6 separate regions of the Mus musculus genome follow, and regions 1, 2, 4, 5 and 6 are each linked to region 3. A link is a loop called in an ENCODE intact Hi-C map of the cell type or tissue named here. Cell type or tissue: heart. All regions are shown on one strand.

The links. Hi-C counts contacts between places; a loop is a spot of excess contacts. Peaks named below come from ENCODE experiments on the same cell type or tissue, not always from the same donor. Only the 100,000 strongest peaks of a DNase experiment are listed, where the experiment ranks them.
Region 1: a loop joins it to region 3, with 2.7 times the contacts of the local background. A loop is called at or near these places in 3 of 42 quality-filtered maps.
Region 2: a loop joins it to region 3, with 4 times the contacts of the local background. A loop is called at or near these places in 7 of 42 quality-filtered maps.
Region 4: it touches region 3 in a loop (9-fold over the local background); 24 of 42 quality-filtered maps call a loop at or near these places.
Region 5: a loop joins it to region 3, with 5 times the contacts of the local background. A loop is called at or near these places in 3 of 42 quality-filtered maps.
Region 6: a loop joins it to region 3, with 2.8 times the contacts of the local background. A loop is called at or near these places in 6 of 42 quality-filtered maps.

The regions. Positions count from the first base shown.
Region 1 is chr1:31,101,036-31,106,035 of GRCm38, forward strand. No RefSeq gene overlaps it. Among named protein-coding and RNA genes, the nearest start is that of Gm29669, 7.1 kb to the left of the region's middle. In heart, no CTCF peak of the experiment used is centred here; a DNase peak (open chromatin) is centred at 2,056; H3K27ac peaks cover 765 bases.
Region 2 is chr1:31,016,406-31,021,405 of GRCm38, forward strand. It overlaps Gm29669 (predicted gene 29669), which reads right to left. Exons shown (of 4, transcript NR_136907.1): 3 at 4,447-4,558; 4 at 2,783-3,280. It overlaps Gm28644 (a long non-coding RNA gene), which reads left to right and starts at 2,923. Exons shown (of 3, transcript XR_373288.3): 1 at 2,923-3,202. In heart, no CTCF peak of the experiment used is centred here; a DNase peak (open chromatin) is centred at 3,076.
Region 3 is chr1:30,945,587-30,950,586 of GRCm38, forward strand. Ptp4a1 (protein tyrosine phosphatase 4a1) reads right to left here and starts at 4,169. Exons shown (of 6, transcript NM_011200.2): 1 at 3,963-4,169; 2 at 452-1,053. The coding sequence starts at 556. It overlaps LOC115487084 (a long non-coding RNA gene), which reads left to right and starts at 4,285. Exons shown (of 1, transcript NR_164183.1): 1 at 4,285-5,000. In heart, a CTCF peak has its summit at 2,928 (motif pointing left); DNase peaks (open chromatin) are centred at 4,235 and 4,515; H3K4me3 peaks cover 3,303 bases; H3K27ac peaks cover 2,114 bases.
Region 4 is chr1:30,871,216-30,876,215 of GRCm38, forward strand. It overlaps a transcript of Phf3 not described here and Gm7256. Among named protein-coding and RNA genes, the nearest start is that of Phf3, 10 kb to the left of the region's middle. In heart, no CTCF peak of the experiment used is centred here; DNase peaks (open chromatin) are centred at 1,906, 2,456 and 2,746; H3K4me3 peaks cover 2,791 bases; H3K27ac peaks cover 2,577 bases.
Region 5 is chr1:31,093,391-31,098,390 of GRCm38, forward strand. It overlaps Gm29669 (predicted gene 29669), which reads right to left and starts at 3,064. Exons shown (of 4, transcript NR_136907.1): 1 at 2,982-3,064. In heart, no CTCF peak of the experiment used is centred here; a DNase peak (open chromatin) is centred at 2,551; H3K27ac peaks cover 257 bases.
Region 6 is chr1:30,812,191-30,817,190 of GRCm38, forward strand. Phf3 (PHD finger protein 3) reads right to left here. Exons shown (of 15, transcript NM_001081080.1): 8 at 4,278-4,394; 9 at 1,770-1,901; 10 at 827-962. Among named protein-coding and RNA genes, the nearest start is that of Phf3, 49 kb to the right of the region's middle. In heart, no CTCF peak of the experiment used is centred here; no DNase peak of the experiment used is centred here.

The DNA.
Region 1 (5,000 bases), 160 kb after region 3:
CATAAGTCATTTGGGAAGAGGGACTCTCAGCTGAGAGAATGTTCTGTAAGATCCAGCTATAGGCAAGCCTGTGTGATATTTTCTTATTAATTAGTGATTGATGTGGCAGGGCCAACCCCATTGTGAGTGGTGCTATCCCTGGCCTGGTGGTCCTGGGTTGTATAAGAAACCATGTTGAGCAAGCCAGCACTCCTCCATGGTCTGTGTGCATCAGCTTCTGGGTTCCCGCCCTGCTTTTGTTCCTGTCTTAGCGTCTCTCAATGTACTGTATATGACTCAGGACATGTAAGTGAATAAACCACTTCCTCCCCAAACTACTTTCAGTCGTAGTGTTTTATCATTCCAATAGAAAGCTATCTAAAACAATAACATTTAATGTATTTGAATTGATATTGCCTAGAAAGTTGTCCCTGTGGCTCATGCTTAAAATATTTTAAAAGTGTGTCAACTCCTCCACGGAACCTTCTGTAAATTAGGATGAAAGCCAGAGAGCTACATCTTTATTTCTCAAAAAGTCTGCAGTACTTATTCTCTGATTCAGGAGTTTAAGACATCCAGTCTGCCTTCTTGTACACAGCGAGCCTTTTATGTTTTCCTTTTCTTAGTACAACAAAATTATTTAGGACACTGTGAAATAACAGGGAGATAGTGACCATCTGATTGGCACAGTGTCTTCCCTGTAAAAAGTCTGCCATGTGCCTAGCAACTTGAAGAGACTGTTGTTCATCTTGGCAAATGTCTGTGTAAAGTGTGACTTTACCATCCGAGGTAACATTTTAATGAAAAAGGTTCTTCTTTGTGAACTGGGAAAAATCCAAGGACTGTGGCTTGCTAGAGTCTTTCTTGTAGGATGGCATCTAAATTCAACTGGACAGCCAAGTTGGATTTCCTGTCTTGCCTTATGGATACAAGCCATCACTGAACTATATATAGCTAGAGCCTCACACACTGGAGTCAACCAGCATTTGTTATGTGACTCTAGGAGGGAGTTCCTTGAAGAATTCCCAAAGGTTAAAGTTATAAATAAATAAATAAATATTTAAAATTTGATATAAAATTAACTCAAATGTTTACAGTTTTTAAATGGGCTAAAATTATGCCCCTGAAATGAATATACCAGGAGCTATTTGATTCTCCAAGGTCATTAACACAAATGACCAGAGAAGTAAGCTTAAGAATAATATAGCTATTGTACTTAACTGAATAGTAAATTTTACTAGGTGTAACTTCTCATCTCTACGAAGGCACTTAAGATTCTTTTATATGCATTTCTGACTTTCAGAAACATGAAACAGCCCAAGAGCATCAAGCTAGGTAAGGCTGCAGAAGCAAATACCCCATTTTGTAGGCTGCAGTTTTAATTCTAAACACAGCAGCTCTATTTTCTTGGCACTCAGAGTTCTGGCTACTCAGTCCAAATCCACAGCTCAGACCAGAACATAAACAGAGAGACTCCTCTGAGTGTTCACGGTCCATGTGAGAAATCCAGCCTTCATGCTCAGCAGATATTCCATTGCCCAACTGTTTATAATAATAGAAAGGTGGCTTTATTAGGTAAAGTCTGCTTGGTGCTATTAAATGGCAAAGCAAAACCTGCTGACTTTCATTTTCTTCAGTAAGCCGAGTTTTTCTTGGGTCCAATAAAACCTATCCCATCATTTTAAATTTCACCATTGATTGAGAAGCCCCAAAAGCATGTTAGAACTGGGTCAGAACTAGTAGAGTAGATAATGACTTTCATAACAGAAGGCAATTCATTCACTGAACAAATATTCTCAAAGGTCTGTGCCATGTATGCCAAGCTTTCTAAGAGGATGGAGCAGAGGACAAAATCCTTGTCTTTGTGAAAATGACAGTATATCACAGCAGAGAGAAGCAGGAAACACACACAGGATGAGAAATGATGTAATGTCCGAAACCAGGGCATAGCAGGCGGAAAGAAGAAGGTAGAGAGACACAGGAGCAGCTCCGGGGTGAGTGTGTACTTGCTGTTCCAGAGCAAGGGGCCATTGCTGGCCAGAGTGTGAGAGAACCACAGCTGAGTGCTGAGGCTGTACATGTTGTGGACCATTGCCAGGATTCCTGCTTTCACTCGGAGTGTGAAGAATAGGCTCTGGCAGCTTTTGAGATAATGTGCTAAGAGGCTTCAGTATGGATGTCGCGTGGACGACAGACAGGTGGGCTATAGTTTAGAGATCACGGTCAGCAGGCCACCACAGGAATGCAAGTGAGAGTTTAGAAAGCTCTCCAATACTAAGAGTATTTTATTAAAATATGGCTCTCTTTTGTGTCCCTGAATATGGGGTATGTGTGTGTTTGGCTGTTCATGGCTATGCGCACAAAGAGCTCAGAGAAGAGCATTGAGTACCCTCTCCTAGCGTTTTCTGATTTATTCCTGTGAGCCAGTGAGCTGCAACGATCCTGCTAGCTCTACTCCATAGTGTATTGTGCCCTGCCCCCAGCCTTGAGCGGATAAATAGACCTTAAGTATTTTGCCACAGTAGGACCTTAACCACTTAGGTGGAGTCTTCTGCCTTGCAGCACCTGCAATTTCCTGCAGGAGCAGACTGCCTGCTGAGCTTGCTTTGCAACATAACCCAGCTGAAACAAAGCAACATAATCCAGCTGAAACAAAGGTCTGTGAGCTCTCCATATATGTGTGTATGTGTATATATATATATATATATATATATATATATATATATATATATATTGCTGTCTTAGGGTTTTACTGCTGTGAACAGACACCATGACCAAGGCAAGTCTTATAAAAAATATTTAATTGGGGCTGGCTTACAGGTTCAGAGGTTCAGTCCATTATCATCAAGGTGGGAACATGGCAGTATCCAGGCAGGCATGGTGCAGGAGGAGCTAAGAGTTCTATGTCTTCATCCAAAGGCTGCTAGTGGAAGACTGACTTCCAGGCAACTAGGGTGAGGATCTTATACCCACACCCACAGTGACACACCCATTCCAACCAGGTCACGCCTATTCCAACAAGGCCACACCTTCAGATGGTGCCACTCCCTGGTCCAAGGATATACAAATCATCACAAGTGCTAAATATTAAACTTTGAGCCTTGATCAGAAACCTTTGTCTTGACTTCATCCTTCTCTCCCACCCCCAACCCCTGTCCTTTTTCATTTCCAGCCTCCTTTTCAGGCAACCCCGTTCATCCATGACTGCTGGACAGCTATAGTATAAGACTTTGCCCTGCTTGTTATGTGGTTCTGGGACCAGACTGAAGGCCTTCATGGTTACTGCTGGGGGTAGTCTTAACTACAGAGCCATTTCTCCAGCCCCATATCTATTCTTGTATGCAATGTAATGCTATGGGATGGCTCAGCCGTATTCCCCTTGAAAGGCCATTAGGAGTCAGTGTCTACTGTGAGGAAGCAGGAGACAAGGAACATGTCTTTAAAGGGTATATTTTGTCTCTAGGCTTTCCTTTCTATCTCCCTCCTTCCCATCCTTGTGTTGCTGTTCTTCCTCCTTTTCCTCCTCTTCTCTGGCCCAAAGCAATAAAGGTGGCCAATTTTGGATAGCTACCTCTGAAACCATCAGCCCACAGAGCTCCTTTCCGCTTTGAGTTTCTTTCCTTCAGGTGGTCTGTCATAGCGACAGAGAGCAGGCTAGCAGAGGAAATCACTACATGGTCTTAACTCTTGCATAAAGCATGCTGATGACATTGTCAGCGCCGGACGAGGTCACTTTTCCAGGGAAGCTACTCATGCCCAGACCTTGAATCAGCACAGCTGGTTTAGACAAAGGGACTGTGTTCTCTCCCTTGCGCCATCTTTCCTATGTTGTCTAGACAGGAAACTGGACAGTTACAGACAGCACACTGATCCTCCAGAAGAGGATCTAGGACCAAACACTCCACCCAAATGGTTCTGAGGTAGTTAGACATGATTTTTCCCCCAGAATGAAACTGAGAAGATGATGGTCAGTAATAGAAGGGAGAACAGGAACAAAGGGTAATGGGATGTTGAATAAAAAGTCAGGAATTTTTGTCTTCTACCTCACTTCCACATTCAGGGAAGGTTTGGATGAAGATAACTAGCTTCTTGCCCAACTTCAAGAAAATTGATAAATCTTCACTTCTTACTGTCTTATCCAGTGTTCTATTGCTGTGCAGAGACACCGTGACCATGGCAACTCTTATAAAAGAGATCATGTAATTAGAACTTGCCTAAAGTCTCAGAGATTTACTCCATTCTCATCACAGCAGGCAGCATGGCTGCACACAAGGAGACATGGTACTGGAGAGGGAGCTGAGAGTTCTATATCCAGATCAGCAGGGAGCAGGAAGGAAAAGCCACTGGGCCCAGCTTGAGCTTCAGAAACCCCAAAGTCCATCCCCAGTGACACACTTCCTCCGACAAAGTCACAGGTACTCCAACAAGGCCATAGCCCTAAACCCTCTCAGGCAGTGCCACTCCCTGATGACCAAGCCTTTCAAATATATGAGCCATAGGAGCTATTTTTATTGAAACACCACACTTTCAGATTCCAAAATATGCATATGTCGACAAGAGACTTCATGTCTTTATTATTCTCTGTCTATGCCTTTAGGTATAATACATTTAGGAGATATCATATGTTTTAACTATGTAAGGAACATGAGCCCAGATTTCTGAGCTAGTGTGTCTGACCAGGTGATTCCCCCACAGATAATCTACCTTGTCTTTAAGATTCCACACCTACAATAAAGGGAAGTATACAGGGGAATGCCAGGGCCAGGAAGCAGGAGTGGGTGGGTTGGGGAACAGGGTGGGGGGAGGGTATAGGGGGCTTTGATAGCATTTGAAATGTAAATGAAGAAATTATCTAATAAAAATCTTTAAGTGAAAAAAAAATTAAGAAAAAAAGGCATATTTATCAAAAGATGGCCTAGTCGGCCATCACTGGAAAGAGAGGCCCATTGGACTTGCAAACTTTATATGCCCCAGTACAGGGGAATGCCAGGGCCAAAAAGTGGGAATGGGTGGGTAGGGGA
Region 2 (5,000 bases), 71 kb after region 3:
AATTTTGAATCCAGTCCTAGGATGCAAGGCTCAGTTATTCTATCTTGCTAATTTCTGTAAATCATGCATTCCAGTCCATTAACCCCACAGTAGATGGAAAGAGTAAAGAGCCTCATATCTAAGAAGAAACAACAAATTCCATAGTTCTGTAAGCACTATTCTTTGAAAACCCGAGCATGCAATTAAGAACCTATGAGTGCCGAGATATATATTTTCATGTATTCTTTTAATCTATCACGCCCTTTAAAGCAGAAAATAATGACAGTTATTTTGACGCCTCTTTTCTTCTCCCTCTGTCTACTCCCGCATTCCCTCCTTCTCTTACCTTTCTTTTCCCTTCCATGGTCTCACATGTGAGCCTTCCTCCTCTGCCTCCTGAGCACTCTATTATAGAAATGGGCCACCATAGCAGTTCCATTAGTTCTGTAGTTCTATAAGGGTATTGTTGGGGATTTCTTTCTGCTAATGCTTTGACACTTCCTGGTTCCACTGGGTATAGGAAGCACATATCAGGCACACAATGCACTAATTATTAACTAATAAGGAGCTATAATTTCACCCTTAAAATAAAAACATCTACTTTACATTATACACACACACACACACACACACACACATGTTTTGGAGACAGAGGCTTACAATGCAGCACAAGTTGGCCTTGAATTAGAGATGCTTCTCTCTCAGGTGCTGGGATTACAGGCACATGGCCACCAAAAGTGGTTCCAGTTCCACACAAGGATTTATTTTTTTAATATCCACGAATTTCAGGAACTAGGCTGTGATGTCTTTAATTAATTTAATTAATTACTTATGCACATGTGTGGCATGAATTCATGCCCCCCCTCTGTGTGTGTGTGTGTGTGTGTGTGTGTATGTATGTATATGTATGTATGTATGTGTACCCTTCCACCCCTATGTATGTGTGCCCATTGGCATGTGAATCAGAGGACAATTTGTGGGAGTCAGTTACCCCCTTCCATAATGGGATTCCTAGTGATCCAGCTCAACTGGTCAAGCTTGGCAGCAGGTGTGCTGCTTTAGCAAAGGGCCATTTGTGTCCAGGTGCCGGAGGGATCCAGTTTACCTGGAGCGTCTGGGACTCTGCAGTTAAACCATGGACTTGGGAATGAAAGGTAAGCACACCTTTTCTGGATGCCTTCCAGTATCGTCCTGTGAGTTCAATACAGAGCTTCTGGGCCTGTTTCTCAGGCTGGCTCTGTTTATAGCTGTGTCCCACGGCTCTCCTCTGACAAAGCTTCACTGCTACCCTTTCTTCACCTTGGGATAATGTGCTGACTCCAGCAGATGACAGAGAGTGTTAAGTAATTAACCTCGTGGCTGCTTTAATGATTGTGTTTCATCATTACATCATTTTGCATGGATCCAGTTTGACTTCTCTCAGCCAGTTTGTTTGCATTGATTTTTTTTTTTTAATTTGCTCATTTTTAAGAATACATGCTGTTTTCTTTGTGGTATCCTGAGCAGCAGTCAATCTCGTGATAATACACACACACACACACACACACACACACACACACACACACACACACATATATATGTTTGTTTGTTTCTTTGAGACAGGGTTTCTCTGTGTAGCCCTGGCTGTCCTAGAACTTACTTTGTAGACCAGGCTAGCCTCAAACTCAGAAATCTGCCTGCCTCTGCCTCCCAAGTGCTGGGATTAAAGGCGTGCGCCACTACCACCCGGCTCAATACTATTTTTTTTTCCTTTTTGTCAAAAATAAAACATTGCTCACAGACTTATAAAGATACCACAATAATGGTGAACTGCCAATTACATAGCCATTCATAATAGCAAACATGTTGCATTTCTCTAATAGTGAAATATGGACTCGGTGGTCACTTTTCCCTTGTCTTTTTGTCTCACAGTGTAGACCAGACTGGCCTGGAACTTGTAGCAATTCTCCTGTCTCAGCCTCCTAAGTACTAGACATATAGGTATGAGCCATTATGCCTGGTTTCATACTTAAAATCGATTGGTTTTTGGGCCTTTGACAGGTCCTGCCAACTCCTAATAATCATAAGTTTTCCTGACAGACAATGCTGCTCAAAAGAATTGAGCAATGCTCTGCTCTTAGAGCCTCTTCAAGAAGCAACAAAATGAATCACATCGGGCCTTGGCTCATTAAAAATGTCACTTTCTGACTCTTTTTTTCATATCATGCAAACATGGTAGGCTGTTCAAGTTGAGCTTGACAATAGCTCTAGCAAACAAATCAGTTTATCGAATGGTCAGAATAGTTCTCTACACAGGGAGGAGAGTTAGGGGAGAGAGGCAGCAAGGGCAGCTTGGATTGTTAACAAAAAGGTAGTAGAGAGGCAAGGGAGGAAGCAGCACAATGGGGAAAGAAAGACATGAGCCAACCCAGCCAATACTTTGGTTTAAACGTTTGGACAACAATATCTTTAACTGACAGAGGAAACTTTCATTTAAACCTTTGTTCTAATCCAATATTTGTATTGTAATCAGATGTTTCTTATGTATCATATGGTATAAAGAAACAGATGAGATAGCCCTGACAATTACACTCAGGGCCTCACCAATGCTAGGCAAGTGTTCTCCCACGTGTCTCCAGCCTTCTTTTCATTTTGCATTTTGAGACAGGGTCTTCCTAAGTTGCCCAGGTTGCCCTTGAACTTGAAATCTTGTCTCAGTTTTGTTAGCTGTGATTACAGACCTGTAAAAACCACAGAGCTTAAAATATTGTCATTTAATCGCTAGAAAAACTTGATATCTGTCTGAAGTATATGAACACTCTATAAAGTTGTTAAATTTTCTCTTTATTATATGTCATCATTTATGCTATGAATCCTCTGTAGAGAATGCCAGTAACATGGGTGTTTTCAGGGTAGGAAGAAGAGGAGGGTAGTAAGCCATCCCTTCCTCCCCCTTGTTGTCCCTCCTCTTCTGGTAGCTATGCTCCTGGCTGGGAAGGGTGGTAAAGAGGTGTTGTAAGAGCTACAGAACTCCTGGCAGCCCTTAGGCTTGTTGTTTCCCTTCATGACCTTCGATCCTTTTCTAAATCCAGCAGACATCTGACTCCCTGGCATGATCGTCACATTCACGGTCAGAACAGCAGCACACAAGCTGGCACTGATGCTGGGAATTCTGAGTCACTCCTCTGGGTTCTTCCTGGTGTGGATGTGAGTCTCCGAAGAGGGAGAAAGAGCAGTCTGTCAGGTGAGCTCATCGCTGTCATCATCAGCAACTTCCCGAGAGACTGTGTGGTGTCATTGAAAAGAGCATCTGCCAGGCTCCCTGATAAAATAACCCCTGTCTCATTATATGACCCTGAGAAGGTTAGTGAAGTCCATAGAGCCTCAAGGTAAAAGTGAAAGTGTAAAAGTTATACCCAAGGTAGCATTAAAAGATACATGTCTAATGTATGGGCAAAATTATGCAGTGGTTAGCTTGGAGATGCAAGGTGCCCACAGCATCATGAGTTAAATGCCTTATCCCAGAACTGGTTACAAGCTAAAACTATACTAAGCAAAACAGGGACTCCACCTGCTCCTGCCTCTGGAGTGCTGGGATCAAAGTAGACATATTCCATGCTAGGGTTCTTTCAGTTCATTGGGGGGTGTGGTGTGTGGAAACTTGAGGAGGTGGGATTTAGTTGGAGGGAAGTAATCACTCGTGGCTTCCTGTGGAAGACTGAATCTTCCCCTCTCCCTTCCTTTTCTCTGAGTCCTGTTTTCCATGAGATGAGACCCTGCTCATGTCCCACTGCTGTCATGCCCAAGTCTGTAAGACCAAGAATCTGAAGAGACACACCCGAAATCTTGAGCTCCAGCAGGTCCTCTCTAAGTTTGTGTTGGTCAGCCTGTTATACATTCTGTATATGCAGATCAAGGCAAAGCAGAAAGATTTCATAACACCATATGGATCATATAAGGCATTTTAGATGCTTTTAAACACTTATAGCTTCTATAGTTGTAGGAATATTGATTATGGCTACAATATAATAGGAGAAGGAATGACTCATGAAATAGAGGACTATTCATTTGGACAGTGTGAACATAGGGTATGTAAGACACATAGAGTGTCCCCGGAGCGTCTGCTATCTAGAAGGAAAGATTGTCCATAAGCCAACTTGGATGTAAAATGTATACATAAAAGCAGTGCCATGGCCATTCAGAGCAGACTGAACCCAGGGAAGGCTTACTAGAAGGAAGGCAAGGCGTGCCACTTCCAGCTTGTGTTGAGTCCCCATTGTGAGACTACTCCAGACATTTGCATATTGAACAGGAATCTGCAGAGAGAAAAGGCTGAGTCGAAGCAGAGAGGCAGGAACCTGTAGATGAGGCATGGATGGAAGCAAATACCTCAAGTTGAAGCCACATCCTAACAGAGGTGGAGTCACTTTTAGGATGTTCCTAATAATAACACCATGGGCATTCTCATGGAAAATGTATAATGCTTACTTATTTTTCTATTGCAGACACTTCATGAACTTTATTCCATGGAAGTCTTTAAGATGAGTAATATTCTTTTGAGAATTTTTTCTCTGTTCAAAGACTCATACATGGATCCTTTCTGAAAAAAAATGAGATTAGACTTTTATTTATTTATCTAAAAAAGACCACAGAATCCTTCATTTTCTCTTTTTTTCTCTCCCTCCTCTTTCTTCATTTATTATTTTCAATGATAAAAATTTAAACTTTGTAACTAGGTCATTTGAAACTGGAAGCTTTAAGAAAAGAAATGAATGTAATAAAACACAGTGACCTATGTTACTGTATCAGACTTACCTATGAGTACCAATTTGGGCAATTGATAACTAAGGGAGATCATAGGGAAATGTATCCCTAATCCCCCAAGCCACTAGCACTCAAAACATTAGTTTCTGTCATCTCTCTCTCTCTTTCTCTCTCTCTCTCTCTCTCTCTCTCTCTCTCTCTCTCTCTGTTTTGTGTGTATGTGTATATGTATGTCTCACACTAATTATCTCAACACAGGACTCACTTGCAGGGTTGGT
Region 3 (5,000 bases):
ACATTAGAAACATTGTAATTCAAAATTTAAAAAATTATGTAACATTTAAATATTTCTCTATTTGCTATCTAAGCATATGTAGATTTTTATACTTTATAAATGTAAGCTCAATTAAATTATTTGGCATTAAATTCCAATTCCTAGTACAAGCAAGTTGGGAGGCCTCATTATCTGCCATCAGAAAATAGCAGAATTAGCAGCTAAAAACTAGACTTAAAGCACAAATAAAATCAGACACCAACTAATGGAAGATTACAACACTAGGCTAAGAAGAAATAGGAAAAACTCTGTGCCTTGTAAATTTAACTAAGCAAACTTAGGGCTACATAGTTCTCAAGTGTAGCACACTTCTACCGTTCCAATATTTCTTCTCTGGGAGCGAGAGCTAGACACTTTCAAGCAGACCCACTATTAACTGTCATCAATTAGGACATTAAAAATTGTATCTTACCTCTATAAATTTGTTTAAGGTCGCATTGGTTGGATTGTGTGTAATAAGAAATCGCATGTTCTTGTATGTGACTTCCACAGGAGCAGGGCGGTTCATTCGAGCCATGTTAATTTAGTTTAAAAAAACACCCAATAGGGTTATGAAAGAATTAAAAAATTGAATACAGAAATGATTTAAAACCAAAACAGAAAAAAAAAAAAAAAAAACCAAAACAAAACCAAAAAACAACCTGAAGTCTACTTCAATATTCAATATACTCCACTTGAAATTCTCAGTGCTTGAGTATGAATTGGGAGAAACGGGCAATGAAATGAACCTCCTAACAAGAAGCAGTGAGTCTTCAATCCAGTAATACTGAGGCAATACAAAGGAAGTGCACTGAGGTTTACCCCATCCAGGTCTGAGCTCTTGTCAAATGCTCTGCAGATTTCAATTCAACACGCCTGTGTCCAGGTTATCCACTCTTATGGGGGTTTCTTGGTGGAGTAGTAATGAATTTCTACAGTTCACTTGTCTGCATAGAGGTCGTGCTGTGCCTGGCAGTAATCTCCACTGCCCTTCAGAAACTCCATAAATGTGTGACCGAGAACACCACAGAACTGCTGTTTAGAAGAAAAGGAAAGCAAGAAAGGGAAAAAAAGTTATTTTCTAATTCAAAAGGAATATGTCATGCTTTTTCCACTAAGTACACAGCTGCTCAAATTAGAGACAAGCTAATTTGACTTTTACTTGCATTACAAAATTCAAGGTTACTGCATTTTAAATCAATAGGCCTAAAATGAGCAATCACAAGCCCATTAAAGTGAAGCTCTCAACAATCAAGAACTCAGAGTCACAGCTACATAGGAATTCCACTTACACATCTAGACACATGGATTTAATTAATTAGTCCGTCTCTCTTTACACTTTTATTCTGGCCCGAATTGTGTCTTCTATACTGCCTTAGCCTGCTGTTCATAGACACTACTCTAGACGCCATGTGGTCTGACGCTTGCAGAATTCACAGACAGTGATTTCAACTGCCCACTAGTTCTGATTTCATATTTTATGTTATTAAGCTACTGGGTTCAAAGTAAGGAGTATGGCTTTTCTTCCAAACAAAACAAAACAAAACAAAAACACTTTTAATGCAATTACCCCTTTACATTTTAGTCTCTAAAGTTTAAATTTGGGGGCCTGCCTTTTTGTATTTTGTAGCAGCTCCTTTACATTTAAGAATAGTGTAAGCACAGTTATAGCTTTAGGTAAAGCTTCTCAGTCTGCAATTGGCACTGTCACTAACCTCTGGAGTGAAGTGTGTGGGAGGGAGGGTGGGTTCCATCCCAATCGATCAGACTTAAACAAGACGCTAGGACTCATCAGTAGGGAGGCTGCCTAGAATGCCAGGCCATCTTGTTTCTATAAACCACATTGCACTGCAGGATAATTCTCTAAGTGAAACTGTAAGCAATCTCCTTCTTAAAAGATCCTAAGAATTTTTATGCCATCTCTTTGGATCAGATTGGCTCTTATAAATACGGACTTATGGACTTACTTAGATCTTCAAACATATCCTACTTAAGACAAGTTCAAATAAAATATACACAATATTATCTTTTTGCTATTTTAAAACTCCAATTCCACTTCTCTGCTGCAAAGCTAAAATCCAATTCAAATATGAAAAGAGGAAATCAAGACTTTCTAATGGTCTCAAACAATGTAACCATAACTATGATCATTGACAGATACATTTCCATAAGTTCCTCCTTAAAAAAGCTAAAGCAGATTGGTGCCAGCACCAACTAGTATATTCATAGTCATACGATACTTTTTCAGAGTCTATGCATAAAAGCCTTTCAGATAAACCCAATAGAAGTAAAATGGGAATTAACAAAACCCTTTAAGGTCTATCTACTCTAGGCAGTTTGTGGTGGAAAGAAAAGCAGTTGCACTTAGTAACAAGAACACTCAATGACAACCGTTGTCCTTCAGAGCAAACTACTCAAGTAAAATCTTGAAACAAAAAAACAAACAAACAAACAAAAAAATCAGTCAAAAATTCCCTGACTATTTTTATAGTGAAACAAAGGAACTAATCCCCCAAACTCTTATTTACTAGGAGGTACCACAAGCAAGACAACTTATTCCCGACACGTGCCCTCACAAAGTACATCTATTCAGTGCGTTAAAAAACCCAGTGTAAATTACCAGTAAAGATTAATACTTCAGAGAGCAGACTCCCTCCAATAATCTCAAAAATATTATTTATTTATATATATACATATATATATAAATACATACATATGTATATATATTGCATATATAAAAATCTTTTGCCCGTGTATATAAAATGGTCCTAAATTTTTTTCTTCCTTGTTTTTGTTAATTTGGCACTTTATTGAACATTCATACACAGGTCCGATATAGCTTTTAAAGAGTTCCATTAGGAAGCTGGAGGGCAGCAAGAAAAAAATTTTCCTGAACTGCTTTGAAATGAGTGGAGCCACCCAGTGGCTGGAGGACACTTCTGTTAAAACAGTGGAGACCACCGAAATCCTTCTTAATAATATCCTCCCACTCCCTCACAGGCAAAACCTCAACATGATAGGCAGCCAAGATACACGACGAGATCGTCCCATTTTAATTGCATGCACCATAAGCAAAAAAAAAAAAAAAAAAAAAAAAGGATCATTTGTGTGTGTGTATGTGTGTAGCATTAGCTTCAGTCTGTCAGACTCTAGAATCAAACCAGTCTGTGGGATCATCTGCTTTATCCAATTCTGTTCCAAATACACTCAGGTTTCAGGTAACGCGCCCAATCTAGCGCGTGTGCAAGCGCTGTTTCCTTCCGGGAACAGATCGCGATTTTCTGGTTTTCCAACCGTTTTAGCCGGCACGAAGCAAACAGCAAAATAATAATAATAATTAAAAAAAGCAAGCCAGGATAGGATTCATGACCCCTAAGCTCCGGAATCCAGACCTCTGGTCACCGCACAGACCGTTCCGACACCGTGGAAATTTCAGCTCGCCAGCGGTGGAATGGTGCAGGGCTGCTCGCTCAACAGGAGCCGCGCAGTTCTGCCCAGCAGCTCCTGTTGCTCCAGCCCAAGAGCGGACCGCCCCACGCGCAGCCCGCCTCGGGGCCGAGTCAGAGTCCCCCTCCGCCGACCGGGTCGCCACTACCGAAGCCCGGCGGCGATCGGCAAGCCCGGGCTTGAGCGGCGCGCACAGTCGCGAGGTCCGCAATCACGGGTTCACGGTGGCGAGCGCGGGCGGCCACCGAGGCCATCTTGGGAGGCCCCGGGCGCCCGGTCCCGGTCCCCCCGCAGCCCCGCCCCGCCCCGGCCACGTCCACGACGCCCGCGCGGCTTCTCGGAACAAAGGCCGCAGGGTGGCACGCGCACAAAGCCGCTGGGCTGCCCTGCCGGTCGCTCCGGGTCCGGGCCCCGCCGCCGGCGTTTCGGTCGCCCGGCCACCCTCCTTTCCCTCCTCGGTCGCTCGCTCTAACAAAGGCCGGGCCCGCGGTACTCACAGGAATATGTCTACTCATTGAAGATTGTGGCCTAATCATACAGCCGGTCCCGAGGCGGCGCAGGCGGCGGCGGCAGGGCAGGCGGCGGTGGGCGTCGCGGGGCGGCGGCGGGGATGCAGGCGGCGGGGGCACCAGACGACCATGCAGTGAGCTGCCCGAGGAGCGTCGCCGAGCCGGCCGCAGCCCAGAGCCAATGCGCGCGCCCAGGCGCCCCTGCGTCACAAGTCCGCCCCTTTATAGCCGGCGCGACGTGCGCACAGGCGGCAGCCAATCACGGCGCGGGACGCCTGCGGCTCGAGGCGGGGCCCGGGACGCAGACGTCACTCGGGGCAGCCGCCACCGGTGCGAACCGGTTGATGAATGGCGCGGTGTGCTGGCTGGTCCTCGCCACCAAACGCTCCGGTCGCTAGAGCCGCGAGTTCGCCTCAACTTGGAACGCCTCTCCGGCGGGCGGAACCCTGTAGCCCGAGGCCATAGCTCTGTCGCGCTGGCCAACGGTTTACCTTGGCCCTTGCGCCCGGGGATCTCCGTCATCACTCCATATTGATGTCGCATGACCGCTGGGCGGCTGACTCACCGCTCCAGAGCCCGGCCCTAGTCTGGGACTAGGGATTCTCGTCACCACGGGCACTTCCACGTGTGGGAAGGCTCTCCGCAGAGATTAGCCGGTGGAACCCAGGAAATGTCCCTATTTTTTTTTTTTTTTTTCTTTCGAGGCACGTGAAGCCTAGTTGCTTCCTAGCCTTTCTTCTTCTCCCCCCACCCCCTTTCTTTTTAGGTTACACCCCTAAACTGCTGATTCTGGCAACTGCAGTTGGCTCGTTTGTGGCATTTCGAAATCACATGCATCCTTTGTACTGCTGCTCATTCTCAGATAATGAAAGGTTAGCTTTTGCTAAGGGGAAGCTTTTTTTTTTTCTTTTTCTTTTTAAATTAAGAATCTTCGGCTTTATCAAGGGCTGATGTAAGTTTTTGCGTCAAAAGCTAAGCTTTCCCCTTTTGTTGATCTTCAGTCCTGTTCCAGTGTCCTTTTAATCT
Region 4 (5,000 bases), 74 kb before region 3:
TCTCTCTCTCTCTCTCTCTCTCTTTCTCTCTCTCTCTCAGTTTGTATCTGTGCTGGATCCCATTTATAGCTATCCTCAGCCATATATATGAACATAGCAGTGTAAATACAATGCTGTCTGCACAAGTGTGAGTTATTATTTTCCTACCTGAAAACTGGCCTTCCTCTTCTCCATTTTATTTTTGCTTTTTGTTGTTGTTGCTTTTGTTTTTTTGTTTGTTTGTTTGCAAGTTCACTTTCTCCCCTGGACCAAGGCAGCTGCTCTCCCCAATGATAAAGGCTCACAGCAGAGCCCTCCAATATAATGCTTTCAAACTTTCTGACATCAAATTCAATGTGTACATTTGTGTACATGTGCATGTTTGTGTGAGTGTCTGTGTCTCCCTATGTATACACCTGTGTATATGTATGATTCTCCAAAAATCTAAACTCTTAATAGGATTTTATGATTGGATAATGAACTGTCACTTGCTGCCTTCCAACTTTTGCCAATAATATACAGACCAAAAGCTCTCAAACTTTTCTTCACTTCGCTGATTCTAAAACAGAATATAAGTTTAAAATTTTAATAATGTAGCTTTAGCTAAAATAGTTTCAACTTCTCTGGCCTAAAATTCTTAATCTAACTTAATTCCTACCTACATTTATAGGCCAGTTTTTTCTTATGGCATATGAAAATATACAGCATACAAATGTACCTAAGAAGCTTACCCATATATAACTAATGTGGTGCATTAGGTAAGCACACTGTTCTTCCACTAGGAAGCATGAGCACTCTAACCAATTACACCACACACGCTCTTCAGGAAACACCAATAAAGTGTACAACAGGCAGGAGAAAACTTCAGCCCTACCAACGAGCCACTTGTCCTCTTGACAGGTCACTGGCACAACTATAAAAATAAAACTTAAAATTTCCGGTCTTAATTCATTTTAAATGGCGCATTTCGCCTATGCAACAAGTCTTTCTGCTGCTAATGAATTATCTCTGTGGCTTCATCAGAGCAAAGGTTCCTCAATTCTGTTGTCATTGAAAACTAGAGTTCTCACATGCAAGTAAGTGGTCATGAAATGACAAAGAGGAGTTAAGAATTATTGTGAATACAAATGGCGGGCAAAGAAAACAGTGGGAAGAAAAACTACCACCTAAGTATGTCAGATGCTAAGGACTGCTGTTTGAAATAACTGGTTTTTCTCTCAACATCTTCTGTGCTCTGAAATAGCACTATAAATTAAAAACATAAGGATGCTACAACAGAACACTTCCTGTTTCATCTGTCTTTTTAACAACTAAATGTAACCTACGTTTTCAAAATGCCAAACACAAGAATTTTTAAGAAGGCAGGAACCGAGATGTTGGTTTGGAAATTGAAAACACAAGACAAAGTTTGATGGCAAAATACGAACTAAATACAGCAGTACAATTTGCTGTGATCAGTTTTTGTTTTTTTTTTTAGTGTAAAATAAGGTAACAAAATTCATAATGTGGGGCAAGTCTAGATTGTTCGATCCTTTTTTAAAAAGACCTGTCGGAAGAATGAAGACTAACATCGGGCCGACATTAAAGCACTGCTACCTCCCTCAAACCGCAACGGCGCTCTACTAATGGTTACTCAATAGCAATAATAAACACACATTCAAATTGTAACAACTAGGAAACCTCATTTAGCTACCCAGAGACAGGGAGAAGAGGCACCTGGGGGACAGAGCCTCTGGCTGGAGCGAGCTACAACACTCTCTCCTCTCCCTGGGTACCCCACCCCCGCCCGGTGTCAGATGATCAGTTATTTAGCACCATTAACACGTACTTATCGACTAGTGGTTCATTAAATTACACGTCCTGTCGGCAAGCAGGACTCTTCGGGCTTCCCATTTCAAACTAGTCAAAAGGAGCCGGCCCACAGTCCCGGTCCCCAGCACAAAAGCGCGCGATCCGCAGCCTCAGACACCCCGGATGCGGGGACGGGGACCGGCCTCGGGCGCGGGTCGGCCTCGGCGGGGACCCTGGCCGGCTGCCAGGCTCCGCGAGCGGGCTGCGGCCACCGCGCCGGAGACCCGGGGCCTTGGAACCCGGAGTAGTCCGCGACGCCTGCCCGCGCGGCGGCGACAGAGACCCGGCACGCTCGCGGGCGAGAGCCGAGGCCCGGCGATCGCGCGGAGGCCGCGCCGTCACCGCCGCTTCGGGCTCGCGGTCCAAACGGCGGGGCAGGCTGGGGCGGGGCGGGGCGAGCCGGGGAGGCCGAACGGCCCGGGAATATCAGGCGGCCGCTGCGCGAGGTGGGGGTGCGGGGAAAGGACCCGGGCCGCCCGCGTGGGGGGAGGGAGGCCACCGAGTGCCCGTCGCGGCGGGCGCCGCCACTCACCCGCTCCGCAGACGAGCGCTGCCACCGGCAGCCAGAGGAAGATGGAGGCCGCGGGGCCGCGGAGGAGGGGGCCGCGGAGGGGGTGCGCGCAGGGCGTCGGCGTTGCTGCCTGGGCTCGGGGCTCCCCGGCCCGCGCCGCCGCGGTGACGACACTACGGCCGGCCTGCGCTCCGCCCTCCCCGTCCGAGCTGCAGTCGCTGCTTCCCTGAGCCCGGGGGTCGCTCGCCTCGTGGAGCCTGTGCGGCGCCGCGAGAGCCCGCAGCCATCGGCTTGCGGCGGCGGCGGCGCGGGAGCAGGAGCGGGGCCGCGTCACGTGACGCCACTGTTTACCGTTCCGGGGGCTGGGGCAGCGTGCGCCGCGCCTGCGCGCTAGAGCCTGCGCGCAGCCGCCCGCGAGGCTCTGCCAGGCCTCTGCGGCCGAGCGGGGAACACACGCTGGTTGCTACGCGGAGTAGCTGGAAAACAGACAAGGCAGAGCGGACCCGTTAGTGCTTGTACTTACTGGGTGTCAGATGAAAATGGAACCGTTAGGCCTGAGTATTCCGGGTGCCGCTGCCCCCACCCTGCAGCCCACTAGCTGGGATGGTCTCAGAATTCCAAATGCCTGGTTCAAGAAAACGTTCCTGGGGGGATAGGCGTGGTTCATCACAGTGCTGGAGAGGCAGAGGCATTCAGATCTTCAAGAGTTCTAGGCCAGCCAAGGCTACATAGTGACACACCCTGTCTCTAAAAGAGAAACATTCCTGAATACCAAAAAAAAAAAGAAAAGAAAAAAGGAAAAAATTCTTGGTAAGCAATCTTCAAAATACGATCTGCAGTCCTTGGACGACCCCTGCAAGATGTTACCTTCCAGAAATACCTTATTCCTCTGACCATAATGAGTCAAAGTTTCTTGCAGAGAACCGGTTAAATACACTTCAAGTTTTCAAACAGCCTTGATACATTGTAGTAGGATCTATCATAGCATCTGTGACAGACAATAGCACTTAGGGTTACTTTTTGTTATCTCTTAAATGTTTTTTTCTTAAGTTTCCAATGTATCAATAGACACAACTATAAGGTAAAACCCCTGGAGTCCTTCAGTAGTGTGTTGAAATCCAGAGAGCAAACACGGAGTCCACAACAGTTTTGTTTACCCGATCCCAGCCTTCAGTTAAGTGTTATGGTTTAACTGTTGCCTGTCGTAGGTCACTGTAACCAAAACGAGCCCCTTAAAGACCACGATTGAGTCTTCAGTCTGCAAAGACAATTACAACGTTTTCAGCACTTGCGGAGCACCTTACCCTGAGGTCTGAACTCTTCCTTTAAAAAAAAAAAAACTTTGTTAGGTTAAACCTCACAGCGAGTATGCTTTGCATAGTAAGATCAGCATGAGGTAGAACAAGCCACAGGCATGTGTTGACCTGCTCTTTACCTTCTCTGTCTTCTGGTAAGTTCGTAGCTAATAGCAAACATCTACAAAGAAGCTTATGTTGTCCTCAGTCAGCTGCAGTTCTAGAATGTCATCTCCTGCTGTAAGTATCTAAACCACACGTCTTTATTTCACGGTCGTTTTAAATGCGGGTGTGTGTGTGTGTGTGTGTGTGTGTGTAAGAAAGAAAAATAGAAATGAATAATCAGAAACTTTGACTTGAATTGTTTGGTAAGGAATTGCAAAAAGTAAAATATTCTAACTCTTGTTAAAGGGGGGTAGGAGGTAGGATTTAAGAATTGACAAAAAACATCTCTTCAGACAAATCTTAATAAATTCAGGACAAAACACAAAATGAAGATAAAAATACCAGTCATAGCTTAGTCACATTCACCTATCAAAGATTTCTGATCCAAACAACAACAAAAAAAAACCCAACAAACAAAAACAAAACAAAAAAACCTCAGCATCTTTGATATAAACATGGTATTTGTATCTTTTTTTTTTCAATCAGGTACCCAAATCCACATTTGTCCACTACTAGGCTTTTCTTCTTTTTTAAGAGTATTTTGTCTTTTACCCATGTCATGGGTTACAAAAGAAAGGAGTCCTGGGTTATTAATGGCAATAACCACCCACGGGTCCTTTAAAACACTTAATGGCTAATATCAGATGATACGAGTAGCATTAAAGTCTAACTTAAGACATGAATTTAGTAGAACACAAAACTAATAGTGTGTATTTATAGTTGACCGAAAATTATGGGAAAATGCCACAATTTGGACCTTGCAAAACAAAGTCCAATTAAAATAAAGCCAAGGAAGACAGTATATAATACAAATGCCCAAATCAGTCTTGATTGCCAACCCAAGCAGCCCTGGGGGCTCATCTGCTCTTTCTTGAACAGCTGAGCAGCAGACAAGGGACTAGGCTTGCCCAGCCTTAGGCAAAAGATTATGTTTGTCTGAAACACCATTGTTGCCATAGATAGAACAAGCCCCTACAAGTCCCTGTTGGCTGTCCTGTTTGATGTCCTGCCTTAAATTCTGGAGATCCCTGGGGCCTCTGGGGGCCAGAGTTTTGCATCACAGTTTGTGGGTGTGACCCTTGCTGGTCCTCCAGCCATTAAGGCTCTCATTCTAGGGTGACCTCTTGTTGCTGGCCTCTGACCAAGGCACTCTTAGGACAAAAGGATCATGGTTCACAAGGAGGCTAGGCAAGGTTGGG
Region 5 (5,000 bases), 150 kb after region 3:
TCCATACAAGGCACAATGACCAAACCTTGATAATTTACATTTCTATCTACCCAAACAGTTCTGTGTATGGAGAAACTTTAAACTCCTCTCCCCTTGTTCTTTTAAATGTACATAGTCTTTATTGTTATCATCATCATCACCACCATCATCACACTATGGTTTGAGGCAGTAGAAGTTCCCTATTTTCTAACTGTTCCTTCTATTCCTCTTGTGCGTGCAATGGTTCCTGCCAGCCGATGACTTGATGCTATCTGGAAGCACAGGTTCTGATGGGAGCAGCTGTCCAGGGATGCCCTAAGACAGAACAGGGAAAATGCCTGGAATTCTGGGAAAGAGTTTCCCCTGTTCCAGTAGAAGGGGATAAAATAGAGGGAAAGAACAAGGCCAGGAAAGCTAGCATTTAGCATGGACAGGTGTAGAGGTTGGCATGTGGTAACTAAATCCCAGATAACGTTTCTGAAGTGTTCATTTGAACTCAAGGACAGAGATTTTTCTTTAATTTCCTAATGTGCCATTTTAGGAACAACACATGTGGAGTGTTGGCAAGGGAGGAAAGAAAGCATGTTTTCTTTCAGTCAGAAAACCATGGTATGTTTGCCGGGTAACAATAGAGCTGAATATAAATAAGTGAAGTCCTGCAGTTGGAGGGTTAAGTAAAATGTAGAGAAGGGAAAGCTGCCACTGAGAAGCAGAATTCAAGGGAGGATTCAGATGTGGAAAATACCCAGAAGGAGACAGAATCAAACATTATTGCACAATAAAGGGTGGGGACTCAGGGAATTAGGTCATCACATTCCCAGATTCTAACACTATTACATAATTACTAAAGCTCTCCCAAATTATTTTAAAATAAAGAAAGGTAAGGCCTCCTTTATAAAACAAGATAGCCTGTCACAGTGGCACATGCCTGTGGTGCCAGAAGGCAGCAACAGGAAGGCCAGGAGTTCAAGGTTGTCTTCATAGTTAGAGACCCACACGGACTACTTGAGGGAGGAAGGGAGGGACACACACATGTATATGGAATTCATCCTATATGATCAAGTAAATCTAGGGTAAAATTTAAAACTCAGAATTGTGATTGTCAATTTATTGTGTAATTTGCTAAACATTTGGGCAGCTGGAGTAGTTTCCAAGGCTTTCCATACTAACACTCACGGAACAACAAACATAGTCACCTCTGGTGGCAGAAAAGGTATGTTTCTCGTCTTTTGGGAATACTGAAGTGATTGACATCTTTCTGTCCTGTATGAAGACAGTTGTAGAACATGAGCTTCTATTTCTGGCTTCCATTTTAGGTCAGCCTCAGAGAGCGGTGTGCATAATTACCGAAAACACTGTTGACAATTTGAATTATAATTGTTAACACCTGGGACGATAGCCTGAGCTTAGAAGACACCAACTTCTGAGAGCAGCCTGCTAAGTAATTCTTGATGCTTTATTACACACTGTGACTAAGCAGAGGCACTCACACAGCACTAAGGCCCTACCGTGAGCTTTACATAATAGTAACAGGAAAGTGAGCCTAATTAGTCTCTTCCACTAAAAGTATTTGAAAATTTTTCCATTGCCCAATACCATCCCATAATGGAAAATACTCTGCAGCAAGGATGAGTAAATATTTGAGTTGTGCTTAACTGATTTCAGTGTCATACACAACCCATTAATCATTAACACTTCAAAAACATATACCTGGTGTGACTCTCTCTCCCCGAACACATTCTCTCCCCGAAGACTTTTCAGACCCTCATCAGAGTTCAACAGGTCCCTGGTGAGCCCTAGCCTAATCTTTTATTATCACAGGTGAGAAAACAGAGACTAGGAATGTCTGGGGGACTTTAAGTCTCAAAGCCTCACCTGCTTCCCAGTGCTGAGACTTCCAGGTTCTGAAGTTCAGCTTCTTCTAAGACCCTATGAAGAGTTATTCACTGTTCACTGCCTGGTTTGCAAGAAGTGTATCAGAATACCATAATATTGTCAGAGTTATAGAAATGGGAGAGACAGTTTAGAAAACTACAGGCACAGATACTTGTTTCTAAGGTCACTTTTTTTTTTTGTAGTCCCAAGACTGTAGCTCCCACTAGGAGGTAGAGGCAGGAGGACCGAGGTTTAGTTCTCCCTCAATCTAGGCTATAGATAAACATCTTGTCTCAAAATCTAAAGCCAATGATTGGCTCATGCCTATAATCCTCGCACTTGGGAGGCTGCAGTGTGAGAATTACTTGGAGGTGGAGAACAGCCTGAACTATGCTGTTAATTTCAGGTAAACCTGGACTACATAGCAAGACCTCGTATTGAGATAAGTAGGTAGGAAGAGAGAGAGAGAGAGAGAGAGAGAGAGAGAGAGAAACACAGAGACACACACACAGACAGACAGAGACACATAGAGAGAGATACACACACAGACAAACTTACAACATAATCCAACAGACACCAAAACCAAGCCAAATCCTCCAATCTTTCTAGCCTCTAGAGAAAGGACTGTGGAAACATTAGCTTGGTGTTACATGACTAACAATGACTAAGGTTCCCACGCTGGTGGGTGGCCTGTGACATATGGAAAGAATCACTGCTGTCTCAGGATCAAGAAATTCTTAAAACTCGAGATAGGAAACAGCCTGGGTTATTCAATTTCTAGCCTATATTTTTTTTCCTTAGAAAACAAATACATGTCTATTAGATGATGTATTTGGTCTAAATGAACTCAGTCAACCCAGCCTGTGACTAAAGTCACAAACTTTAGGCTTTTGTAACATTGTGGATTCTGGCTGACTGGTGGAGAGAGGAGAAAGCGAAGGTGTGAGCAGTATTCATTTGTGTGGAGAGGCTCTGGCTCTGGACTAAAGCCTTACATTGACAGATGCTTTGTCTGTGTTTAGGTAGAGCAGCAATAATGGTAACCTGAGTAGAAATTTAGGAACTCCATATGCTTCTGTTAGAAATTTTGCCTCAGGGTGAGGTCAACAAAGAATGTGATTACCTACTTCAGAGATGCTCGCCGCAGTGTGCTGGAGCTCCAGCCAATGGGAATGGAGTTACCATTCTTCCTCTCTGTTTGAACAATTTCAACTCCTTGCTTTTTCAGCCAGTGCTATGGCTGAGGGCTCATCCTGTTTTCCATCTCCGAGAATCAGGGACAATGTGGGGTGATAGTCCACAGCCCACACAGCAGGGATCTTGCAACAGAATGGGAGGTTTTGCAAAATCAGGCCAGTGAGCATGTTCAGAGGGTGCTGTGCCCAGTCTTGCCCTCCTCTAGGACACAAGCAATCCCTGAGCTCTGCTCACACTGTTAGTGGAGGTTTGCAGCTCACGCCCTTAAAATGTAAAGCTTCCAGCTCAGAACTTGGCTTGATGCTTGGTATCTGCCAATATCTAAATTATTAACTAAGTTAAATAGAAACTGATAGGCAGACCACAGAAATACAAGTGTGGTTCTAATAGGTGACTGTAGAGAAGTGGGAAGGGATTATATTTTTTAATCCTTTTTTTCCCTTTCCTTTTCTTAAGAGAAATTAAAAAAAAATCATTGAAGTTAAAAACATTTTAATCAATATTTCAATTTTTCTCATGCAACATTTTAAGTCCTTGGGCTATGGATATGGCTCAATTGAAAAAAAAAAAGCACCAGCCATGCAGGTATTAATATCTGAATTTAAATTGTCAGAATCCATGGAAAAGTCAGCTCAAGTGTTTAGGAACCTCTGATGCTGGAGGGATGGGGAAACAGAAGGACCCAGAGAAGCCCACAGGCAACATACACACATGTACACACATTGCATATGCATATAATCTTCCTGTAAAGTCTTATTGGGTTGTATGGCGGTCATGGCGAGAGAAACAAATCATTTTTTAGTGCTTTATTTACTTCATATGGTAAGTAATAAAAATAAGCATTGGAAAATATTAAAATTATATAGGAAAACAGCATAAAGATAAGACTTAGAGCCTTGGAAGTCAGCTCGTGGAGGAGACAGCACCAGTCAGGGCAAAGGTGCTATGTTTCCTCACAGGGTAATTGCAGCTAATAATAGAACCTAGTTCATAGAGTTGCTTTGAGAACTAAGTACAGTGACATATGCTGATAATAACAGAAATCAGTTGGGGTGCAGATGCTTTAAAAGCCTGACATAGTTATAATTATACTCAGATCACTAGAGAGATCATTTACCAGGGAGAAAGAAAGGCTTTATACATCTACAAAGGTTTAAACTAATGTGGAAGACTTAACAACCCCCAATGTATATGTGCCTAAAACCAGAGCTTCCAAATACCCAAAGAAATCATGGAAAGAAGAAATATGCAGATCTTTGGGCTGCCTTCTTAAGTAATGAACAGGTAAGCAGAGAGTCAGTAAGAATTCAACATAAAACCATATCACAGTACAAAACATAACTTCCCCTCTGATTGGGGCCATAGTTCAGTGGTTCTCATCTGACATGCAGAGGGATACAACAACAATAATAAAAACTCAACCTGACAACCCGACCTAGTCATGGAGAGCTCTGTTAAAGACCCCTGAATATAGAAATCAAGACATAGTATAATGTAGTCCTCAAAACAAATTTCAGTGAGAGTCACAAGATAAAAACAAAATCACATAAAGCATACTGTCAGCCAAAATTAATAAATAAATAAAAATAAAAACAGAGGCATGTAAAAACCTCCAAATGCCTGAAAATTAAATTGTACACTCTAAATAAAACATGGCGGCCAGGCAGTCATTGTGCACGCCTTTAATCCTAGTACTTGGGAGGCAGAGGCATGCGGATTTCTGAGTTCGAGGCCAGCCTGGTCTACAGAGTGAGTTCCAGGACAGCCAGGGCTACACAGAGAAACCCTGTCTCGAAAAACCAAAAAAAAAAAAAAAAAAAAAAAACAACAACAACAACAAAAAAACATGGATCAGAGAAGACAGAATAACTGAAACTTATAAGTTACTTTGTATGGATTGAAATAGAAGCAACACATGACGTGGTACTCATTACTAGTGGGAAATTGAC
Region 6 (5,000 bases), 130 kb before region 3:
GTTTCCTCACACTGTGAAGGGTTTCACCTGGACTGACTTAATGTCGCCTTTTATCTATTTTCCAGTTATCACCACTGTTTAAACAGAAAATGGTGCAAATGAGAAGTCACTGGTGCTACTCCTCAGTTATGAAAGTGAAAAATTAAGAATGTTAACACAGTAATGGGAAATGTTGTGACATAAGCCTTTAATCTCAGCACTGGGGAGGCAGAGGGCAGCAGCTCTCTGAGTTTGAGGCCCGCCTTAGTCTACAAAGTGAATTCTAAGACAGCCAGAGCTGTTATGTAAGGAAACCCCTCTCACAAAAGCAAATACACAAAAACAAAAACGAGAATGTTAACAATCTAAAATGAAAATATTGTACAATGTAAAGTAAATCTGGCTCCCTCATGAATTTTTTCCTAAAATACTGATAACCTCCTGCCAGTAAAAATAAATCTGTATTCTGTCTACTCCTAACCATAAATGCATACATAGCACATGGCACTAAACCTGAACAGTGTAAAATAGAAAATGACACTAATTTGGGACTATAATATCCAAAAGGAAAACCAAACAAACAAAACCTCCAACATTCTGAAAATTAGCAAACCGAATGGTCTTCTTAGCAGCTATCTACTGCTATGTTTGCATCCCTGTGCACATGGTAAAGCACAGCTGTGTCTGCTTCGGTGTTTATACACTGGATCCACTCTCATACAACAGGAGTGGGTTGGCGTGGCACCATCCAAACCGGAGAGTAAAACCTATCCTGACTACAAACCTGAGTGCTAAACTATACCCCTTAAGCAGTAAGCACAGCACCAGAGCTAGCAAGACTCCCAACCTATGCATATTTTGCAGTTCAGGTCAAAGAGATGCTGTCTGTGTTGACTAGTGGTGTCTTTAGATGTGGAGTCAACCTCTTCTTTTTGTTTCTCAGACACATCTGGCTTCTCCATTGACTTATTAGCTGACGGTTCCTAACAGAAGTGAAAATAAAAATGAATTTTAACCGATAAATTTTGGCAGCAATTTTAAAAATCAAGTTGTTAATTTGTCAAAGTCAAGCCATTACATTCAAAAAGTTGTTTTTACTTTCTTAAAAAAAATAATACTTAGTATTGTTACTTAAAGTAAAAACTCAAAACAACTCATTTTTTAAAGCTTCTAATGAAACTTCAAGTCATTTTTTCCACTGGTTTTTGAAAACAAGGAACCCTGAAGTAGACTGTCTCCACCCTGATCTACTTATTTCTCATTTTTCTATTATACAAGAGAAAAAGACATCTTAATATAATTAAAGGAAAGCCGCAACGGTTCTCAAACTGCACTATTTACAAAGCACCAAGGAGCTCTCTCTCGCTCACTCCCCTCTTCCTCTCTTGTCTCTTTTCTCTTGCTTCCCGCTTGCCGCCTCTCTCCCCACTCCCTTTCCCCTCTCCACATGGCCATGGCCAGCCTCTACTTCTCTATTATTCTCTCTCTCTCTCTACCTTTCTACAATACACACCTTAAAACCAAAACCAAAACCAAAGAACGACAAAAACAAAACAAAAACAAAGCACCAAGGAATTACTATATCAAATACCCCCAGGATTCTAACAAGCTTTTAACAGGCACCTACAATGCAGACAATGTGCACTAAGCTCTTAAGAACTAACCCAGTAAAACAGGCTACTTTAAAGCTCACTACTTTAAAACAAAGTTCTGCTTTAAGAGCATGAGAAAAGCTTTTGTCCACCTTCGTATTTGGAGCTGCAGACCACATAGGTCAGATCTGCTCCTACCTGGATCTCGATGGCTGCTTCCTGCTCCTTCATCGGGGCGTCACTCTCGATTTCTATCTCACCTTTGTGAGTTATTTTCGTGATTGGTCGTCTTTCCACTTCTCTCTGTTCCTTCTCAATCATCTCTATGGTCTAACAGAAAATATTTTAAGGAAACATTTAAAGTATGTGCCTTAATTTATGAGAATTTAACCGAAAGAATTTTAATTGACTTTTAGTTTTTCTCTGATATAAAATACCAATAGGAGCTGAGAAGTATGGACAGATCTTAAGAATTAACTCTATATCTCAGCCATGAGAGGCTCACATTAACCCTCGGCAAGGAGGCAACCAAGAGGCAATGCTCAGAGTGAGAAACACAGTATTTATACTTGAAATCAGCTTGCAAGGAACCAAGAATGAACTTGACTCATGTGCTTCATCTGATGGTCTAGTGTATCCCTCCAATACTAACTTAGTCAATGATTATAAAACAAACAAAAAACAAGACAACTCACTTCTCCTGGACCTTTTTAGTTAACACTGGCAATTAAAAGAAAGAAACTCAGCAACAACCTATGAAAGTTAGCAAGTATAACAAGAATATGAGAGAGAGCAGGGCATGTGTGTATGTGTGCGCCTGCATGTGCATGTGTGCACTAGAGCAAAGAACAATAAGGACTGAAAAGGTCTGTCCATTCATCTCATTTGTTGGTTGTAAAACATCCATTAAAAGGGTCAAATAGAACTAGTGGGATTGTTCAGTGGGTAAAGGGTCTTTACCATACAAAGAAAAGAAAAACATGGTCTCCAAAGCAAATGCATCCAGTTTCAAATCTCAGGTAAGGCGAGTGCATGCAGACTTGGGAGACTTGGGGTGTAGACAGAAAGACGATATGAACATTAGTTTCGAAATACAGAGGAGGCAAGATTATATAACATCAAAGCAAAAAAAAAAAAGTCTGATACACTGCATGAAGGCCTCTCGACCCTCAGACCACCTCAAGCACAGCCCAGGGAAGGTTAATGTCTAAGCCACAAACAAGCACCATGAACAAAAGAATCCTGTATATTATGCAGGCCAATAAAAACCATACATACTCATTATTTCCTAAAATGGGCAGCTAATGGCTAGACCTGAAAACAAATGCTCAAAATCATCATTCCCTCAAACTTGCTAGGCATGGTGGCACAAGTGGCCATTTATCTATCACTCAGGGAGAGTGGGAGCAAGGAGACTGCAGCCTGGGCTATACAGTGAGCTCTTTCCTCGAATGAATGAATGACTGGATGAGCAGAGTTCTTAGTTAATCTTTAAAGATTGACATTAAAGGTACTGCAAGGATAAATCCCAACTGAAAACTTTTGGCACCTGTGACTTTGAGAAATTTTTATTTTAAAAATTTCGTACAATATACAAATTACAACACTCCAGTTTAATCTGAGACAATACCACATAAACATAACAATATTTCTATGCATACTTATATATGACAAGTCAGGTTATCTTCTAGTAGATTCCGAAAAGTTTTACAAAGTTTTAGAATTGAACAATCTGATTCATTAAAATGTTCATAATGCATTGAAACTGCTTATAGAAAGCACAGGTTGGTTAATGCTTATTTTCCAATTGTTCTGATTTGCAAGTAACAAATCATAAAATAATTCTACAATCTTGTAATTAGCAAAAAAAAGAAAAACCCTGCAGAGATGAAGACAGGCACTAAAATCTAAGAATTTAGGAAGCAGAGGCTGGAGACGCTCATAGTTAAGGGCACTTGTTCTTGCAGAAGCCATTGGCTCACTTCCCTTGACCCACATGGAGGTTCACAACTGTTTGTAACTCTAGTTTTCTGAGATCTGAAGCTGTGCTGACTAGTTATATATTAATCTGATACACTCTACAGTCATCTGAGAGGAGGGGACCCTAATGGAGAAAATGCTTCTACAAGATCAGGCTGTAGGCTGACAAGCTTGCAGGGGATTCTCTTAGTGATCAATGGGAGAGGGCCCAGCTCACTGTTAGGGACACAAGAGCAAGCCAGGAAGCAGCTCCCCTCCATGGCCTCTGCATTGGCTCCTGCCCTGTCTGAGCTCATGTCTTAGCTTCCCTCAATGGGTTATGATTCAGGATATATAAACCCAAGAAACTCTTTCCTCCCGACGTAGCTTTGGCCCTGGGGTTGCAGCACAGCAAGAGAAACCCAAAGACATATGCCCTCTTTTGATACTACAGGTACATGAAGTACATATATACAGGAAATACACTCATACATAAAATAACTATATCTTAAAAAAAAATAAAAAAAGAGTGAAGTGATACATGCCAGTAGTCTCAGCAACTTAGAATATTGAAGAAAGAGAATCACCTGGCCCAGCCAGATCGGGTGGGGTGAGGGGGAGGGGAGGGGGAGGAGAGGAGAGAAGAGAAGGGGTGGAGCAGAGACTAGGAAGTGAGGGAAGAGAAGGCCTCTTTTCCTTGCACTCTGTACTGACAGGCAAGCGGAAGACAAAGTTAGGTGTCCTTACGTGTCTGTTCTCCCTTCGTCTCCACGCAGCCAGCTCTTTGGAGGCTAGTTCTTCTGGGCTCATTCTTATAAGATGATCAGGGGTTACTTCTCCTTTTAGAACTTTCTTAAATAATATCTACAGGATTGTAAAATGAAAAGGAGACACAAACATTTAGAAACAAAAAAGAGCTGTAACATGTGAACTTCCAATAAACAAACTTTAACTTTGAAGCCACTTTAAAGCCTGGTTTATGAATATGTAATTTAACCTAGTACATACAGCCTAGCAGCTTTATAGTGTGGAAGAGTAAAACATAAAACACATTCTATATAAAATTCTATTTGATGCCAGTGTAGTGGCCATTCCTGTAATCCCAGCAGTCAACCTTGAGACTGAGGCAGGAGGATGAAATTCAAGGACAGTTACACAGTGATATTCTGTTAAGCTTCTGGCCGCCCACCCACCCATTCCCTAAACCAGAAAATCCATGTAAAAATGAACATGAAAAAGCAAGTGCAATGAAACCACTATACATCTGTCCAAAAAACTCTTTCAAGTCTGCCTCAGGACAAATTATAATAACCACACCACTTCTGGAAAGGCGCTGACTAAAAGAGCTTTTTAATCAATGTAGTGGTGCCTCTGTTTTTCTGTTTTCTTAAGATTTTTACATTTGAATCATGGCAGGCTTGAGTAGAGACCACAGCAAAGAACTAACTGCAAGGAAAAGCAATCTTCATT